Regions from separate parts of the Mus musculus genome. Here regions 2 and 3 are each linked to region 1. A link is a contact called in ENCODE POLR2A ChIA-PET data. All regions are on one chromosome and are shown on one strand. The core of a region is the stretch at or near the end of the contact, and the rest is flanking DNA. Distances in the headings are between cores, read along the strand shown.

Evidence for each region. ChIA-PET counts read pairs that join two places held with the same protein, here RNA polymerase II (POLR2A).
Region 2: POLR2A ChIA-PET joins it to region 1 with 39 read pairs in embryonic stem cell. The contact joins the promoter of Tfcp2l1 here to the promoter of 2900060B14Rik in region 1. POLR2A ChIA-PET finds 5 or more read pairs at or near these places in 4 of 5 experiments (Patski and embryonic stem cell).
Region 3: POLR2A ChIA-PET joins it to region 1 with 12 read pairs in embryonic stem cell. The contact joins the enhancer-like site here to the promoter of 2900060B14Rik in region 1. POLR2A ChIA-PET finds 5 or more read pairs at or near these places in 4 of 5 experiments (Patski and embryonic stem cell).

What each region holds. Positions count from the first base shown.
Region 1 is chr1:118,457,841-118,460,540 of GRCm38, forward strand. 2900060B14Rik (RIKEN cDNA 2900060B14 gene) reads right to left here and starts at 1,425. Exons shown (of 1, transcript NR_027901.1): 1 at 829-1,425. It overlaps Clasp1 (CLIP associating protein 1), which reads left to right. Exons shown (of 43, transcript NM_001359328.1): 3 at 1,961-2,039.
Region 2 is chr1:118,626,523-118,629,222 of GRCm38, forward strand. It overlaps Tfcp2l1 (transcription factor CP2-like 1), which reads left to right and starts at 1,423. Exons shown (of 15, transcript NM_023755.2): 1 at 1,423-1,580. The coding sequence starts at 1,519.
Region 3 is chr1:118,649,292-118,651,991 of GRCm38, forward strand. All of the region lies in intron 2 of Tfcp2l1 (transcription factor CP2-like 1), which reads left to right. Among named protein-coding and RNA genes, the nearest start is that of Tfcp2l1, 23 kb to the left of the region's middle. Within about 2 kb of position 1,293, at least 1 of the 3 ENCODE cell types and tissues checked has a DNase peak (open chromatin) inside an H3K27ac peak, as active enhancers do.

The sequences.
Region 1 (2,700 bases), core at 175-2,674:
TCATACAGTTCAGTTCTATTTAATTTTCTGAAGACATTTTGCACACTGATTTTCATTTTGCATCTCCAACAGCAGTGTGCAGTTCCTATTTCTTTGTGCTGTCACTCCCTGCCTCCCTTGCTCTCTCCCTCCCTCCCTCCCTCCCTTTTCCTTTGTAGTAGCCTATAGTGATTGTCAGCTGTTGCTTTTTACCACTGCTCTGTCTGTCAGAGCATCTGTCTCTGCTGTGCACCTGCGCTTTGGGGGTCTCTAACCCTTTGCTTCCTTGGGCTGCACTTGGAGCTTTCCTGTTTAATTTCTCTTGCTCTATGTACACTGAACTTTCAATGGAGCCCATTCTTTGGCTCTTAAGTTGGTTTGTTTATTATTTGGTTCTTTCAAAACAAAACAAAACAATATCTGGAAAAAGTCATTTTCCTTTTCCCAGGCAAATTAAGAAACTATAAAAAATTTGTCTTCACTGTGGCAGTTTCTCGGTATCCTTGGTTTTGGCCCTGACAGCGACGCACTGGGCAGGTGTTTGAGTTTCCCTCATATTTTCCTTGAGATTACTCACAGCTTGTGGGCTTTAAAGAGACTGTGACAGAGGTGAAGTGTGCATTATATTATACCAAGCTTACATCACCAGCATGACTTAGCATTGTTTAAGCTGACCTTGGTCACCTGGCTGAGGTAATAGTTTGTCAGGTTTCTGTACTGTAAAATTACCTCCCATTCCTACTGTGCTCTTTGGAAGGAAGCCAAACTAAGGAAACTTAAATCCTGTGGCTCAAAAGTAAGACCTTTGTTTGTTTTTGTTTTTTTGGTTTTTTTTTTTTTTTTTTTTTTGCTTTGTTTTAAAGAAAATGCTCATAAATAGAACTATTTTAAAAGTTGGGAGAAAAAAGGGCCCCGGGAAGTGGTACATGCCTTTAATTTTAGCAGTCGGGAGCTACAAGTTTGAGGCCAGCAGGGGCTACATGCTAAGGGCTACATAGACTCTGCGCCTCAAAAGAATTATACACTTTCAAGTATCTAATTCCTCCCAGTGCTGGCTTGGTGTTTGAATTAGTATATAGATTTACTTGTAAGCTGGATGAAAACCCAAATACGGAACCCTTTATCTGTATTACAACATTTTCCAAAGGGAGCGCTTCTTAGTGTATCACAGTCTTAGGGCAGCGGTGAGAAAGCTGGTCTCCAGTAATTACTGTCCGGCTGCCCTCTAGCATACAATAAAGGAACTGCGAGGAGGGCAACAGTACACACGCGGCTACTTTAATCTTTAAATGTTTAGGTAAGGAAGAGAGGTTTTGTGGTTTTTTCCAAAAATTGCACCAAGGTAAAGCAGAGCTCTAACCGATGCAGGTGTGTTGTCAGGCGTTAGCAGTACTGCCCTCACTACGCGTTCATTGGACAGTAGCGCAACCCCAAGAAAAGGATGGTTGCTTGCAACCACGCGCGCCCGGCAGCCAGAAAGCTCTAAGTCCGGGTTTGGTTGCGGTGACCACCGCAGGAGGCCTACCCCAACCTGCCCGGTGTACAGTATTTTCTTCGACTGCTGCTTCCCACGTCGAATACCCTTTCTGTTTTTCTGAAACTCCCAAGGGGCTTTCTGAAGCCTGCTTGTCTTTACCCAGAAGGCCGCGCGTCACAAGTCTGAAAATTTGCATACACGCCTTTCTGGGCGGGGCCGGAGGGAGGCTTAGAGTTAGCAATTTGGGGGGAGGGTGCGACCTGGTAAATTTGCATACGCAACTCAAGGAGAGGGCGGGGCCGCAGTAGGCTCCTCTAGGTCGTGCTGCTTCAGTGGAGTTCCGCTTCGGCGAGTTTTTCTTCCAAACGGTAGCGGGTTTTTCCGTGCCGAGTACCCTTTCCTGACCAGCCAGCTCAGTCTTCCCAGTCGCTGGGCGCCCGCGGGGACCAGCTATGTCAGCGCCATCCCACTGCACCGCTGACGCTGTGCTTCTTTGCGTTGCAGGTGGTTCTCTTGGGCATGGACATCCTGTCGGCACTGGTGACTAGGCTGCAGGACCGGTTCAAGGCGCAAATCGGCACAGGTGAGCCTTAGCTAGCATAGCAGGCTCTCATCCTTCCGTCCCACCCTGGACTCACCCCACATCGTGGCCTCACCGCCCCTAAACTGGTACCTTCCCCTCTAAACCCGAATTATTATAATATTGCCAATTGAGGATTTTTATGCCAGTTTAGACATCAGCTTGATGCCAGCCAGTACGCATTGTCCTCTCAACCTCCTCGGAGACTCAGTTTTCTTTGAAAAGTCCTACAAAAAAGGAGCCAGTTGGATTTTTCCACCGTTTAGATGTCTCTAAATCAGTGTGTTTCATGGTGGCGATGTAAACACTAAGCAATTCTGTTTATACAACTGTTTCAGTAGCAAATTTCTCTATTCTCTTTTCTTGATTCCCTTTTGTGTGCGCAGTGGGTGAATAGAATCTATGTCCTCTGTATGCCAGCAAGCAATAACCACTGAGCCACAGTGTCAGCTGGAATTCTCCACTAGTGTTCATTACCAGTGTCTGTCTGTCCTTTTCTTTTTCTGTAGCTTTGCAGTCAGTGCGCTCACTGAGAAGGATGGTGGGATCCTGAAACTTACTGTTAGGAATCTGATGTTTGAACCATTTTCCATTTCCCCCCTACATTAGCTCAGGACTCATGGATTCTCACCAGAGGCCTAACGGGGTTGGAATAGACATGGGT
Region 2 (2,700 bases), core at 173-2,672, 170 kb after region 1:
AGGTGATCACTTTCCAGTTTCTCCCATGAGAGCTCTAGGACTAAAATGGCCTTTGCATTGTCACACATCCACAGAGTTGGGTGTGATAGCTACAGGAATGTTGCCCAACCCCTGACACATGTGACCTCTAGGAGCATCAAGAGCAGCAGAGGTGGTCCCTGGAGAGGCAGACAGGGAGTATCCCAAGGGTTTCTCACAGAGCAGCAACCTGTGGCTGGAGACAGTGCAGAGCCAGCAAAGGAAGGGGGACTTGTGTGCCTATGCTTGCAGGCCCAGGAAGTCTTTATAGACTCATTCAATTAAGCAGAACGTATGCCTAATGAGGTCCTGAGACATCACCCTGTGGGTTCACCTCTAGGAACTGTGTACCTTTCTGCTTGCCCATCTACCCATGGCCTACTACTGTTCACATTCAGGCAGACTCGACTTTCCAAAAGCCAATTATAAAGAACATCCAAAATCTTAAAGGAGCAGAAAGGTGGCAGGCACAGCAGCACAGCACAGGTCCTTGCTGAGTTGCATAGCCAGACTCCCATTGTAGAAGAAAAAGAAATGACTCCTGCAAGCTGTTTACACTGCACACACACTAAGGCACAGTGTCCTTCCCACACACACCCACCCACCCACCCACCCACACACAGAGACTTAAAAACAACCCTATTAAAGGAAGTGGAAAGAGAATCTTACCTCCCGTTGCCTCCCGTGTTTCTGACACCTGGACACTTCATCCCATCTCCTAAACTCTTCTGCATGTCACACGAGCCCAGTTTGTCAAAGAAGGACTGTCACAAACCTGTCTGAAACTTTCTTTTCTGATGCTTCCTAGGCTCATCTGGACTCAGACTAAGGACTGATTCTGGGCTCTGAGTAAGAGGCCCAGGCATCTCTTTTAAGTTTATTTTTATTATTTTATTTTATATACTGTGCAGCAGAAGATGACCTTGAATTTTGGATCTTCCTGCCTCTACCAGTGCAGGGATTAGAGACCTGTTGTACCACACCTGGGCTTAGAGCTTTGTGTATGCTAGGTGACTTCATGTATGATATGCTCAGTGAGCTAGTCATGGAGTTAAAGACAAGTAAAAGCAACAGAGAAAAAAGGGTATAAGGTCAGTGTTCAGAGCGAGGAAAAACAAAAACGTTAAGGGGAGTGCTTAGGTGCTCCTGGCCACAATCTCGCCCTGAGCAACTGCCTTGGGCTCAGCGTGGAAGCTCAGAGGCCAGTAGGCCACAGCGAGAGTGGCTGTGTCCCCAGGGTCAGTAGCTAAGCAAGTGCCAGCTCCCAGAAAGGCACAGCTCCGGCAGGTGCGGCTCAGCGCCTCCCTCCGGCCGTGCTAGCCGTAGGGACGGCCCTGCAATAACCACGCCCCTAATGCCACGCCCACCTGACGGCCTATAAAAGGCGCCGGCCGCAGCCCACTCAGGTTCGAGTGGGTGCTGCTTAAAGGTGGACGGCGGCCAGGGTTGCCGCGTCCAGCTCGGTGCCACGCCCCGGCCGGTGCTGCGGAAGCCTCAGCCATGCTGTTCTGGCACACGCAGCCCGAACACTACAACCAGCACAACTCTGGCAGCTACTTGCGGTAAGACGTGGCAACACCTGCCTACGATCGGGGTCCGAGCGCTGACTAACCTCAGGCCTCCAGAGAAGGGCCCTCCGGGAGGCCCCTAGGGAATGGTCGGGGAAGAGGCGCACTGATGCCCGCGGGCTGCTTCTTCGAGGTTTCCTTGCCACTCGCTGTGTCCCCAGCCGGGTTTCGTCGCCTTTCCTCTCCCTTCCCCACTCCAATAGGAGAAATAAACTTGCCTCATCTATCAGGAGCTGGAGTGTCCCGGGAAGCCAGGCCCCGCCCGCTCTTTGCTCTTCTCGGCCCTTGGGCCCACAGGTGGATAGCGGGAGCAGGTCTGCGCTGCAGCCCTGAGGGCTCGGGCTTCAGGGGGTGGCTGCCCTTGCTCGGGGTCAACTTGGTATGGCCCCTAGAAATCTCCTCTTCTGTGGGGATTTCGCTAGCGCACTTTAAGGGAAGAGGGTCCCGCGGGATTTTGCAAAGTTCTCTGAACTCCCTCTTTTAGGAAATAGAACTTCCTCACCTCCCCAAATTGCTTTGGTGACTCCGGGATTCTTTGATTTTTTTATCCCCCTCGCTATGGTGCAGCTGGCTGCAGGGCTAATAGGCAGGCATTTCTTTTTCTGAACTCGCCAGAACCAGCTTCAACCTGTCTTTATTTCCATCCTAGTCACAGTTTATTATATGTGCCGTACTTAACCCAAAGTGTGTTTGATGTGGGCTCAAGAAGACATCCCAGGGGCTGTCAGCCCTAACTACAGACCCTTAAGTGCTTCTTTGGACCCCCCCCCCAAGTCTCCTCTTTTGGATTTCTTTGTTATTTGTACTTCCTGGCTTCTGATTCATGTATGTTCAGAACTCCTCTAGGAAGACATGCCCCTTCTTAGAAAGCCGAGGGTTGGCCAGGTTTCACTGGTGTATCTTCAGTTTTTTTTTTTTTTTCTTTTAAAAAATAACTCCAAACCATTGAAAATGGTAATCAAACTAGGGACATGAGACTGCAGATCCCGGTGGTGGTGTTGAGCCCACAGTTAAAATTGCTATAGAATAAATATATGCTAACTGTATTACACTCTATAGGGTTACCTGTGGTTTCTTTTGGATTGTTGTGAGTAGCCATTAGGTATTTAATCTC
Region 3 (2,700 bases), core at 43-2,542, 190 kb after region 1:
CAGATGCCCTGTCCATTGTCAGGGTGGACCTAGCCTTCCCATCTCCTAGTCTACTAAGGAATTATTAATTCTGCTTCATCCTGTCCCTCTTTTGCTGACTGATACTCTTTCAGAGGACCCAGCACCCATAAAAGAGCCACACAACAGCCTATAGCTCCAGTTCCAGTGGCCCTAACACCCTCTATTGGCCTCTGCAGGCATGCACACATGCACCCATAGATTTGAAAATTTTAAATTAAATCTAAAAGAAAAAAGAACTGGCTCTGGTATTCCCAGTACAGAGAAGGTAAAGACTGCTAGGTCCCTGGGGTTTGCTGGCTTATCAGTCTAGCTGGACTGGTGAACTCTTATCTCAAAAAGTATGGTGGAAAACCAGGCATGATAACAAACTCATTTAATCTCAGAAATTTGCAGATTCTGTGAGGGTTAGGGAGGTCAGTCTGGACCTAGTATGTGTAAGCCTTGAGGCACACATGGGCAGGGCAGCTGATCTAGAGGAACAGGATGACATGGGAGAGGCCGGGTGGCTGGAGATCGTCCTAGGCATGTATGTTTGAGAGGAAGGTTCCATAGATTAGATTCCCATTCAGATGAAGAAGCTCACCATGTGATCCTGGCCCACAACCCAGGCGTTAAGTGTGAGATGCCAGTGCTGTCTCTTGGGGCAGACTTAGAAACAATTCTTTATCTGGCAAGAGCTGCCTCTGCTTGGCCTGAGTGGAGGTCAGCTTGTAGAACCTGGGGCCAGTGCTAATTGGCCCCCTGGAGTGCCTGTACACTCACATAATGACCACTTGGGCCTCTGCCAACACCATCTATATTCTTCAGCAAAGGCAAGGATACTGGAAGAACCAGTTAGGGTGTGGAAGGCCCTTAGAATGTCCAGGCCTAAGGAGTGCTAGACTCTTGGTTCAGGGGCTCAGAAACAGAGCTAAGGTGAGGGAGGTAAAAACAGATCACTGGGGCTCTCTGGCCAGCCAGGCTAGTAAACTTGGCAGCCCCAGGTCAGTTGGCTAGTGCTTGAGGAAGGGCAGCTGTTGGTTGTCCTCTGGCTGCCAAATTTATGTGTATATACTGCGCTCCTGGACACACCCATACAACAGAGCTTCTGCACACAGACACGCCCACCTACATGCACACAGTGGTGAATAGAGAAGGGTGAATGACTCTGTACGGCCATATCCGGTCTGGGGTCCGGTCAGTAATCTCTGTGGTCCACATGCTGGCTGGGACCCTTCTACTGACTCTCAGGGCCCCAGGGTTTGCAGAGTGCTCTGCATGTGATTGCTGCTCAGCCACATGGTCCAAATGGTTCCATTTCTTTCTAGCTCTGCCTGTTCCGGTGTCCTCACTCAGGCTTGTTTCCACGGCAGCTCGTTCTCCCAGCTCTGAAGGCTGGGAGAGAAGAGTCACAGTGCTGGGCTGTTTCTTGGGCACCCATGGAAGGTGCTGCTGTCGGCCACTAACTTTCTGGTGTCTCCAGGCAGTCTTTGGCTTGTGTCCACATCTTTTCTTTACCTCTGACATCCTGTCTTTGTTGTCTGTCATCTCTGTGCGTCTCACTGTGCAAGTCGTTAGACTCAGGGCTGATTGTCTGAGACTGTCTATCTAGTTAAACATTCCCTGTTTACAGGACTGGATTCCCATTCAGCTCAGTGCAAAAGGAGGGTGGAGGCATTTCTCTAACTGGTTGCTTCTTTTGTTTAATATGTTCAATGCTCTGTGTGTGTGTGTGTGTGTGTGTGTGTGTGTGTGTGTGTGTGTGTGTGTTGGGGGGGTTGACGGTTAAATGACAGTTTTCGGGAGTCTCTTCTCTCCTTACACCATTTCACCAGCTCTTTGCTTTGTTTTTTGAGACAGAATCTCACCACATGACCTATGCTTGCCTTAAACTGCCAACTTTCCCTATACTGGGGTTCTAGGCTGCATCTCCATTCTCTGAGGCTCTGATAGCTGCGTGTGAAGCCATCCAGGAGTTGCTGTGGCTGCTTTGTTTTGGGATTAGGTTCACATTTATATACATGTGACTTTAGAGCCATATCTCCTCTTTGTTTCTGACGCCAGATTGGGAAAGTCTGTCCATACTAAGCATCTCATAGCAGCTGTTCATGTTAAAATAAAGCTCTGAGAAACAGATTGTTTATTTATTCTGGGGCAAGGTCTCACTGTGTAGCCCTGGTTGTCTTGCAACTTCTGCTGCTTCTTGGTCTGCAGCTTCTCCTTGTGTTTGGTGAGCCAGCGGTGCATGGCTCTAGTCTTCTTGGGTCGCAGGTCCAGGGGCTTGTGCTTCTTGCCCTTGTCGAATTTCCTGAGGTTTTCTTTTTGAGTCTGACTAATGGCAGTGAGAACTTGTGTACAACTCACATCTTGGGGAGCTTAGACACAGCATCAACGGTCACTTTGGCGACACGAAGCTGGGGCAATTCCACCTTCAGATCATTCAGTTGTTTCAACAGCTCCTCCTCCTCCTTGCTGCGCAGGTCCTGAGCCTTAACCTCGGCCATTTCTGTGTTGTTCATCGCTGAGGCCGTCTGGTTCTAGAGAAATACTTGAGTTTTAATTTTTAAGAATTATGTGTCTGTGTGTTCTGGTTGCCTGTATGTCTGTACATCACATGTGTGCCTCGTGCCTTCAGAGGCCAGGAAGAGCTAGGAATTGAACTGGGGTCCTATTGAAGATTACTCAGTTGCTCCTAACTGT